3 separate regions of the Homo sapiens genome follow, and regions 1 and 2 are each linked to region 3. Evidence: chromatin loops called from intact Hi-C (ENCODE). Cell type or tissue: endothelial cell of umbilical vein. All regions are shown on one strand. Each heading gives the region's core, and the rest is flanking DNA. Links, peaks and the distances in the headings are about the cores only.

Region 1 (3,540 bases), core at 643-3,142, 280 kb before region 3:
GGTCACAATGATGCTAAATTTGCTGCTGAGCAAAGGATCAAAGTGTAAATGGAATCCAGAAAGCTGGGAAATGTAAGTGTGCCAGTGTAAATAATCTATTAATTATTGACAGCTAAGAGACTGAAAATTCCTATTTAGTCATGACATCTTTATTTTCATACTGATGGAATCATTTCTGGCATTTTTAAAATTAAAGGTTTTTTTTTTACTGTAGATATAAAATATTTCAATTTATAGTACATCTCTGCTGGTGTTTTCTTCTTCTTTTGACATTTTTGTCTGATTTCCACATATTAAAACAATATCAGATATGACAAAAGGCAAGAAGAGCTCCAAGTATGAAAAATAGAACAATGGTGTTAGGGTTGCCTATACATTAAAAAAAAAATCTGTTCCAACACAGAGGGAAAACAAACCTCCAGGTACAAAGTAAGTGATGTTTGAGAAGCTTCAGGCATGTTAGCTATTTATAGAAAGCAAGTGACATTGAAGGTGCTGACACTTATGAGACCATTTAGCAGATGTTACAGGAGTATAAGCCGTTTTTCAAACATTTTCAAATATATCGAAGAAAAGTACAAAGCAAACATGAAATACATTAGGGTCCTTGCTGTAAGTTTTTGAAATTATTATTATAAAGTGGACAATGATATAAAACCTTAATATGTTCAGTTTTTATGTCTATAACCTTATCAAAGTTAATTTTAATATTATTTTCAGAATTAGCTATTTGTTTAACTGAAGTAACTGACACTCCGCTCATCACAGTTTAACTGGATAGAGTATAAATTTAGCCTAAAAAAAAAGGTTGGTACCATGCCAGACATTTGGGAACTTCTGAGGCACAGTGGGTTGGTGCCCCCGACACGTGGGGGAGCAGCTTTTATTAACAGCACACTTCCATTGGCGAGGTAACGTGCAGACCTTTGATAACTATAAAGGCCCTCTCTTCTGGGTTTCTTAACAAACTAAAAGGTTGAATCAGGTTCCCTGAAGTTTGTGAACCCCTTTTTGTACATTTGAGTCAAGTTTGAAGCCCAAATGGGCCAATTTATGTTTTCAGGTTAGTTTTGCTTTGAGTTGAGGAAATATGTTTCAACCTTCCATTCAACAACCAAACTCAAGGGGTGTGAACAACGGTGAACTGTTCACACAAGCCTCTGCACACCTCCACTGCTGTGTTTCCTACTGCTGGACTGCTGGTCCGAACTGGCCTCAAAGGACTTGACACCAGAAGGAGGTCTTTCATGTTTCTCTAGCTTTGATTTCACACTCTCGGCTACTGATCATTTATGATAAACTGGAGCCTTTTGAGGTGAGCAAGGCAATGTCATGGTTACTGCCTAGATTTGAAATGACACTATATTGATGCATTTTACAACTGGAACATATATTAAAAATATATATATAGATAGAATATGTATAAGATATATTCTTTTAAAAAGAAATGTTTTAGATAATATGTCCGAGATAGAGAGTGAAAGAAAAAGAATAGGAAGAGTTCCTATGGAATACATTTCAGTGTAAGGAGTTTTATATAGTTTGTTTAAAAGAAGGCAGGAAGGGTAAGTAAAAAGAAAATGCTATCAGAGTTTATGCAAATTGAAAACCATTATTCCTAATAGAATCACATAGTAAGAATGAGTCTCTGTATCTTGTCTTTAGTTTGGATTTTTTTGTCCTTGGGGAGATGCTGTGTGTTGTGTGTCTTACAACAAAAGCATCTGAATTGGAAAAATATGTATCCATCCTTACTGCTGGTAACAAGGGAGACAGCCCAGCCACAGCCCTCCTGGTGAAATGCTCATTCTGTCCAGCAGAGGGCACTAGCAACTAGTGCACACCAGTCAACACATCATGGTCTTTCCCGTATGATAAATAACCATATTTTCTTTTTTAAAAATTTAACTTAATTTAATTTAAAGTTCCAGGATTCATGTACAGGACGTGCAGGTTTGTTACACAGGTAAACGTGTGCCATGGTGGCGAATAACCATGTTTTCATTACATCATAAGCCACAGTAGTAAGAAACACCTTTTTTTTTTTTTTTTTGATACAGAGTCTTGCTTTCTGGAGTGCAATGGCGCGATCTCGGCTCACTGCAACCTCCGCCTCCCGGGTTCAAGCGATTCTCCTGCCTCAGACTCCCGAGTAGCTGGGATTACAGGCGCCCGCCACTACGCCTGGCTAATAGTTGTACTTTTAGTAGAGACGGGGTTTCACCATGTTGGTCAGGCTGGTCTCGAACTCCTGACCTCAGGTGATCCGCCCGCCTCAGCCTCCCAAATTGCTGGGATTATAGGTGTGAGCCACCGTGCCCGGCTGAGAAACACTGCTTCTTATTTTTGTTGTTATCACAACATAATCTCTTTACTCCAGTGAACATTTCAGATTCCTCTAGCTTCAATGAAAATATCAATATCCAATTCAAAGCACTCTCTCAATGTCCAGGACGGGTCTTTTAAAACAAATCCACACAGCCCTTTCCATACTTCTGAATAAAATGAACTTTCCTGACTTTCCTCACATGCACACTTCTGCTCATTTCAGCAGGATTCCAAAGCAGAGAGACAGCATCCGGAATGCCTGAGATCTTCGGGTGAACGGAAGAGGTGCTTCAGAATGTTTAAGACCCTTGGCTCTGCTACTGCCGTACGAACTTCTTACGGAGGAGACCTGATCAAAGTCAAACAAACCTTGATTTTACAGGAACACTGCAACGTTTTTAAGTAGCCATATCTTTACATATTTAAATATTATTTAAGTAACCATCATAAACATATTCAAATAATTAGATTTATTTGAAAGTCTGCTGTATGTTGATCAGTATAATTCCTTGGAGAGTGACAAATATTTCAAATATATTGCCACAATATCATTGTAAAAGTTTAACTAAAGGAATTTGGCCCTTTTTATTACCCTGAACAAGAATGTGCAAAACAAAGATGCAATGGACTGTATATATCTTAACTGTTGCTGAGTAAACTTACCAATAAAAGCCAATAGCAATATCTCCAGATCATTGACAAGAAAGAGTTCCTTGCAATATCTTTATATATTAGCCTTATTGAATGATGGTTACATAAATATAAATTGTAAGAATGTTTTTATTGAAAGGAAAACTTACAGGGCATTTAAATTATATTTATATAATTTATATACATTTATATTTATAAATTTAAATTTATACAATTTATATACAAATTTTTAACTTTGGATGTTTGTGATTTTTCTGTCTCTTTTTCTTGGGGGGGAGTGGGGACCTAAACCCTATGGAGATGTATAATGATTTAAAAAAATAAAAACATGAATGTAAACTGTGTATCACTGAAATGACGTATTTTACTACAGAACTATACCTTCTATGGCTTCCACTAAAAATATAGGATACATTGGTCTATCGGTCAGAGTTTTGAATTTTTTTTTTCAATCATTGGTTTATAAATAGCATCCATCTTGCTTTCCATCACAATCATGCCTGAGTGAGTGTAGAAAAAGTTGCATTCAGGAATATGGTAAAATGTTACAGGAAGATTTAT
Region 2 (3,540 bases), core at 643-3,142, 280 kb after region 3:
CAATATCATTAATGCATCTTTGCATTTTGCCTTTCGTTTTTTGTTTTTGCTTAGAATGTTCTTTCCTGCCGGTGTTAATGCTTTGAAAATTCCAACTAAGCCTTCAAAAGTCAGTCCTGTTGTCCTCTCCACTAAAAATCCTCCTTATGTGTAAAAAAGGGAGACAGAGGGGGAAATGATAAACTATCATTTAATGCGTATAGTGTTTTAGTTTTGCAAGGTAAAAAAGTTCTGGAGAAACATGATGTATGTGCTTAATGCCACTGGAACTGTACACTTAAAGATGTCTAAGATGGTAAATTTTATATTATGTATGTTTTATCACAATTTAACCATGAATAATTATTTTAAACTAAAAAAAAAAAGTCTAGTAAGCCTCTTGACAGAAGATACCGCAAAGGTGTCATGAAGGCCAAGGGTTGAAGTTTTAAAACCTAAACTGTGTAACAGGCTCTGTAACGGGGAGAAACCCAAGAAACTTATGGTCAAGTTGAAACTCACAAACTGCAGGAATATAGTCATTGGGGTCCCTTAGATGCAGAAAAGAAAATTAACTACAGCGAGTTATGTTTGTATTTCACATAAGAAAGAATTTTGAAATAGAGTTGTCCATTAGGGGTAGGGTCTGTCCTGGGAGATGTGAGCTCATTTCCATTGGATATGACTCAGATTATCTATTAGTCATGCCATGGGTGTGAAGTTGGAGCTAGATAAACTTTAGGATATTTTCCAAGCCCTAATTCCATGACTTTGTGATTATTATCGCCATAAACTCTGAAGTCTTGGCTGGGCACATTTTCCACAAGGGGCTTGTGGTAAAGTGTAGAACAACGAACTCAGAAAAGGCCTATTCAAAAATCAGAACTAGTCATGGTCTAAGATATATTCCCACAAAGTTCTGAGGCCAAGATAACTTACCGATATATAACCCAAGAATATTTCTGGATGTTTCAGTTACTGAGCATCCAGGAAGCCTCACCTCTGGACATTGTGTGCTAATCATCTCTTCTTTCTTTCTTTTTTTGAAAACAGTCTGTATCCATCATCAAACACCCCTAGGATGTTATCCTTCTTGATGGACACATTACAGTTTATTCAGGATATAATTTACACCCCCAAATTTCTATCCCTAACTCAGACCTCTCCTCTGATTAGATTGTTGCAATCAGTTGGATATTTCTGATTTGTATTTTAAACTTATTACACTTGAATATTTATTAGGCATTTTAAACTGAAAACCCCTGACGCAAATTTTCTGCCATCAAACCTGCTTCTTCTACAGCCTTGCCCATTTCAATGAATGGCAACTGTATCCTTCCAATACCTTTGGCCAAAAACCTTACAATCATTTGTGCCTTTTCTTTTACACCTTACAGCCAGTCTGTCAGAAAAATCTATTGTCCCTTTTTCCAAATATATTACGTTTCTCATCTCCACTACTACCTCCTGGTCTAAGCATGGTTATCTCTCACTGAATTTACCACAATAACCTCTTAACTCATCCCTTTGCTTCATGTCTCAGTCTTTCGCAGCACAGGAATCACAGTAGGCTGATGATTCCTACTCAACATTTATGGTGAGTGATTGTGGTGATGGTTGCATGACTCCATACATCAGTCAAAACTCATCAAATGGTATAATGGAAATTGGCAAATGTTATTATATACAAATTATATTGCAGTATAGCTGATGAAAACAGAAAAGAAAGAAAGAAAAAAAAACCTCCTCAGCTTCCCACAAGCAAAGCTGCTTCCTAATCGTACTCTGTACTTATTTGCTTACATATATGCTATCTCCCGCTTGATTTAATTTCAGCACCTAGCATAAGACTTGGCAGAGAGATACTCAACATATTTACTGAATGTATTAGACTAGTGACCTTGGGTACTTAGTGTCTTTTTCAAATTAGTTTCCAGTAAGGTGATAATCAGTTTAGATGAAATAATCATTAGCTTTATTCCAAATCTATAAAAGCCCATTATTCTATGATTCTAACATAGAGTGGCATTGAAGCTCTGGAAGATTGCTGATTTTAGGCCAGTCTCTCCAAGAGCCATCTAGTGGGAAGAGTAAGTAATTGCCCTGGGTAATTAGAGAGAGAGAGAGAGAGAGAGAGAGAGAGAGTGTGTGTGTGTTTTAGGCCAGTCTCTCCAAGAGCATCTAGTGGGAAGAGTAAGTAATTGCCCTGGGTAATTAAGAGTGTGCGTGTGTGTGTGTGTGCGCGCGCGCGTGTGTGTGTGTGTGTGTTTTAGGCCAGTCTCTCCAAGAGCTATCTAGTGGGAAGAGTAAGTAATTGCCCTGGGTAATTAAGAGTGTGTGTGTGTGTGTGTGTGTGTGTGTGTGTGTGTGTTTCTATAATTCAGTCACATTAAATGACACAAAGATTCACCAACATCACACTTTTGCCAAGGTCTTGCCTAAAATAGAGCATTTTTCTCCCTACTGGAATTCTGACTTCCAATTTAGAATGAACTCCTTTGGTGGGAAGTAATGAATTGGCCTCAGATACTTATCATGAGTTACAGGAAGATCTCATGAAACTCATGCAGAAATGCAGCCAGGCCTCCAGGAAGAGCTGGGAATTCTCGAGGAAAGTAAGAAGATTTTTCGTGCTTTGTCCTCTTTCTTTCTATGTACAGCTACTTTATTCTTCTCCCTCTTCCAATTGGCTTTCTCTACTTCTTTATCCAGAATGATTAATATTGTGTAGGTCTAGACCAGTAATTTTTTACTCTACTTACCAGAAACACGTAGAGAGTTTTAAAAATTATGATGTCCAGGCCAGGTACCTTCCTACTAATTATATCAGAATCCCTTGGAGGGGGACTCAAATAATAGTATTTTTAAAAATATTTTAAAAATCCCTCCAAGAAATTACACAGAGCATTCAAGGATGAGGTCACTTCTCCAGTAACATGAGTTCTTTTCCTAGTTCCTAATTATCAAGTAAGAGATTCAGGCTTGGCCAATATTGTGTTAGGTGTCTATTTTATTCAACTACGTGGCTACTGGGGGTCTGTTCAAGAGAACAGACCGTTTAAGTTCGGAAGATAGTCTAAAAGGTGCTCATGTGGACCTCTCATCTGCTAATAAAGTGTCAGCTCTGACAAGCATCAACACATTGTCCAAATGTTAAGGTCTACTGTAAAAATAGGACAGTTAAAATGTTTTTCTATTTTATTCTTAAAATCAACAAGACAGTTGTCCATTTGCAAGTAATATTTATACCAGATCCAGTGATAAGTATTTTTTAATCACGATTTTTAAGGTATGCATTATTCTCCTATTGAAGATGAGGAAAGTGAGGCCCAAAGAAAGTAAACTGCTTGTCCAAAGATTAATAAGTGGTAGAGCAAGACCTGAATTGAAAGTTTACACAAACTACATTATATCAAACTGCCCCCAACCTTTTTTTTTTTTCTTTTTTTTTGAGACGGTGTGTTGCTCTGTCGCCCAGGCTGGAGTGCAGTGGCGTGATCTCGGCTCACTGCAAGATCTACCTCCCGGGTTCACGCCATTTTCCTGTCTCAGCCTCTCGAG
Region 3 (3,540 bases), core at 584-3,083:
ATAGCTCTAATTTATAATGTTAAGAGTTAATCACAAGTAGCAGAGCAATATATATGGTATGCTCCCATTGTTGGCAAAAAAGTATGTGATTACATTTAGTATGTGTGCATGTAAATGCATATAATGTTGAATTTCATACTGTTCACAGGTATCATCTCTGGGAAAGGGGGTGAGTCCTGCAGTAAAGGGATTGAAGACCTTTCAAGTTTATATATATATACTTTTTATTGTTGGATTCTTTTTGATAAAATGGTGTTATAATTTACTTCTGTAGTAAAAATATCTATTTTTATAATGTTCCTAAAATTCACCTTACGAGAATAAGCATCATCAGTATATATGATGTGACATTTTTATATATGAGTGATACATACAGTGATTCTATCCTCTGTACATTACAAAGAACATGTTTGGTTCTGTGTCCAATATTTTAGATAAAAGATCTACAAACACAACAGAGTGAATAGGATGATCTCTCTTGATCTGTCTTTCTCACACACATATCATATATATCTATATAGTGATTAAAAGAAATCCTATAAATGGTCATCAAATATTTGAAGGATAATCATGAAAAAAAGGGCTTATCCTATGTAGCAAATTGGAACGAACAATTCAGCATACACGATTGGTTTTATTATTCTTATTTTTATAATTAATTTATTGTAAATTCAGCAATGAAAGCAGCTACAATGGAACTTCCCTATTCCTTGAATCTTGATGGCTACTTGACAGCAAGATGCAACAGAAAGACTTCTCTGTACTACAGGAAATATTGGATTAGTTTTTCTCTTCCAATTCAAAATCTGGGGATACTATAACTTATTCTTGGTAGTTTAAGAGCAATTTTATATGCTCTATAGTTTTCCAACAGATACCAGTGATTAACTTAGAAAAGAAGCAAGTATGAGTTAACTTTTAAGATTAAATATGTTAAATATAAATGCTCCTCTTTTGAGTGCTTTCTAATTGACAGATAGTTTCCTATTTATTTTTGCATACATTGTGCTGGTCACATTACTATGAAATAGATATTTCTGTCTCTATTTTTATAGATGTGTAAACTGAGATTCAGCAGGGATAAATGCCACATCCTCAAGATCACTCTGTTAGAAAGTATGGGTCCAGTATTTGAATCCAGGCCTACCTGACTCCCAACACCATGCTCTTAACCACAATGCTATGCTGCTTCCTGATTTTAAGTGTCTGGATATAAATTAAGCTTTAGAAAGAAGAGTTAATAATAATAATTGTTATAATTAATAAAGATATATTATCCAGGTATGATAAAACCATAAAAATCAACATTATAGAAAAATAGACATTATATTAATTGTTGGATAAAAATTAAATTAGAAGTAGAATAGCTAGTAATTGTATAACTAGAGTAACCATATAGCCCAGTTTGCCCAAGAGAGTCCCAGTTTATTATACCTGTATTTATTTGTAATTACATAATGTAACAATAGCTATCTTCCTTTGGTCTAAAAGTATCCCAGTTCAGATGATAAATTATAAAATCATACTAGCTATAACTAAAGATAATTATGTCCAAGAATAATAGGACAAAGACAATTACAGAAGCAAAGTGAAATTTGTTTTAGAACCAAAACCAAATTTATGAGGAGCTTAGAAACTCACTATACTGTCCAAGACTCAAAAGATGGCATGAAGAGCTAAATGTCTTTAAATTTGTCACTAGAGAGAAAAATATATGGCATTTACTAGGCATAATTAGTCTATATGTATGTTCTTTCTATTTTCAACCTGTAGGTGGCCACCACAAGCTACACTTATTAAACAACTCATTAGTAGCATTTTCAATACTGTCATCTTCAGATAATTAGCAATTTATTTAAATAACCAATTTCTGTAGAAATAATTGCCATGAAATGCCCTGAACCTACTTTTTATAAACTATAATAAAAGTGTTAAGATAATCCCTGACATTTGCAAATGCCATTAGTTCACCTTTCCTTTTGATAGTGCTATGGCATTATGTTTAAACAATTACCCGACAACACAGCAGTTTAATGAAACAGTACAGTGAGCACATTCTTCAATATGGCCAGAGAGGACATTCAGATTTAGAAAGAAATCCAGTGCGCAGAGAGGTTTACCCAGAGGAAAAACACAGCTAAAAGAAAAAGAATTACTGAATTAAGGACATTATTGCTATTTCCAAGTTGGTTTAGTTTCCATGGTAGATGCCGTATCATATGTACTCTCTTTGGAAACAAGAAAGGAGAGTTTTACAAGTTGATTTATGTGATAGGCTGGTGTGAACTATAATCATATATATCTACGAATATGTATAATACCTTCATTGTATTATTTGCTCTAAAACCTTGATGCAGGAACAAGTAGTAAATTTTTCTTACTATCAACCTTAAATGTACTTTTACTTTAAAAATGGTGTGCACTTTCAAAGTAGAGTTATTGAGGAAACGCACAAATGGTTTTACATCGCAGCTAGTATTTATCATTTAAAATAGACCAGAGTTCTAACTCAGTTTCTTCCTTGCTATTCAGTTCCTTATACTACTAAGATCCATTGATGTGGGATTATACAGTGTGTCTTGGTTGCGAGTGGTAAAACTATTTGAAGCCTTTATAATTTTTAAGCTGGTGTCCACTTCATATGAAAAAATAAAATTAGAATTCAAAGCCAGTGGCAATATTATTTTTATGGTTAGACTGAAATAACTTGAGAACCTATTAAGTACCAGTTGCTCTGCTAAATTATTCACTCGTTATTTATATCCTCACGACATCATTACAAGTCACATATACATTATCTCCATTTTACAGACATGGAAATTCAGGCTCAAGGAATTAAATAGTATGTGCATGTAAGAAAGGCAGGGCCGTGTGGTTAGATAATGCATTACAACAATAAGACAATTAGTCTGCAATATCACCATAAAATTCACTGCCGGGTTTGAATGTGAGGACTTTTCTTTATTTCCAGATTAACACATGCCTCAATCTCTCCAAATAAGAGCTTCTGGCAATGCTTTTTGCCTACAATTTTAAAGGTTTACCTATAAGTATAAATAGAAGAACTATTTAAAAAAGACATATTTCCCCAGCCAAGAAATTATTCTCACCTATGACAGACTTAGTGGACTTGAAGTAATATTTCTCATGTGATTTTGCTTAAGGATGTCCAGAGCAAATGTTACACAGCATAAAAATCTCACCATTCTATGTGTTTTCAAAAATGATTATTTGAGTAGGAGAAGGAGGAAGATTATAATGACAATGATAATGCCGATGACCGGAGTTTCATTTTACTCTTGGGAGAATCCAGGATAACAAGTGGGCATTATTCTGAGAACATACAGAAAAATAAAAAAGAGGTTCCACATCCATTAGGATCCTATTACTTCTTCCTTTGGAAAATCACAATTTCTTTTCTCTCTGAAATCCTGTGCTCTGTTTACTCTGTGGGTGGTTCTATGGCCAGGGTGTCCATGGCAGCACTTGCTGTACTGTAAAACCATTCCTTTCACTCTCAGCAACACATTCTCTTTCACT

Evidence for each region. Peaks named below come from ENCODE experiments on the same cell type or tissue, not always from the same donor. Only the 100,000 strongest peaks of a DNase experiment are listed, where the experiment ranks them.
Region 1: it touches region 3 in a loop (3-fold over the local background); 5 of 110 quality-filtered maps call a loop at or near these places.
Region 2: it touches region 3 in a loop (13-fold over the local background); 27 of 110 quality-filtered maps call a loop at or near these places.

Annotation. Positions count from the first base shown.
Region 1 is chr1:96,964,924-96,968,463 of GRCh38, forward strand. No RefSeq gene overlaps it. Among named protein-coding and RNA genes, the nearest start is that of DPYD-AS1, 130 kb to the right of the region's middle. In endothelial cell of umbilical vein, for the core only: a CTCF peak has its summit at 1,815 (motif pointing right); a DNase peak (open chromatin) is centred at 1,838.
Region 2 is chr1:97,523,667-97,527,206 of GRCh38, forward strand. The region is part of intron 12 of DPYD (dihydropyrimidine dehydrogenase); the gene reads right to left. Among named protein-coding and RNA genes, the nearest start is that of DPYD-AS2, 270 kb to the right of the region's middle. In endothelial cell of umbilical vein, for the core only: a CTCF peak has its summit at 2,111; no DNase peak of the experiment used is centred there.
Region 3 is chr1:97,242,371-97,245,910 of GRCh38, forward strand. All of the region lies in intron 18 of DPYD (dihydropyrimidine dehydrogenase), which reads right to left. The region is part of intron 1 of DPYD-AS1 (DPYD antisense RNA 1); the gene reads left to right. Among named protein-coding and RNA genes, the nearest start is that of DPYD-AS1, 150 kb to the left of the region's middle. In endothelial cell of umbilical vein, for the core only: no CTCF peak of the experiment used is centred there; a DNase peak (open chromatin) is centred at 1,771.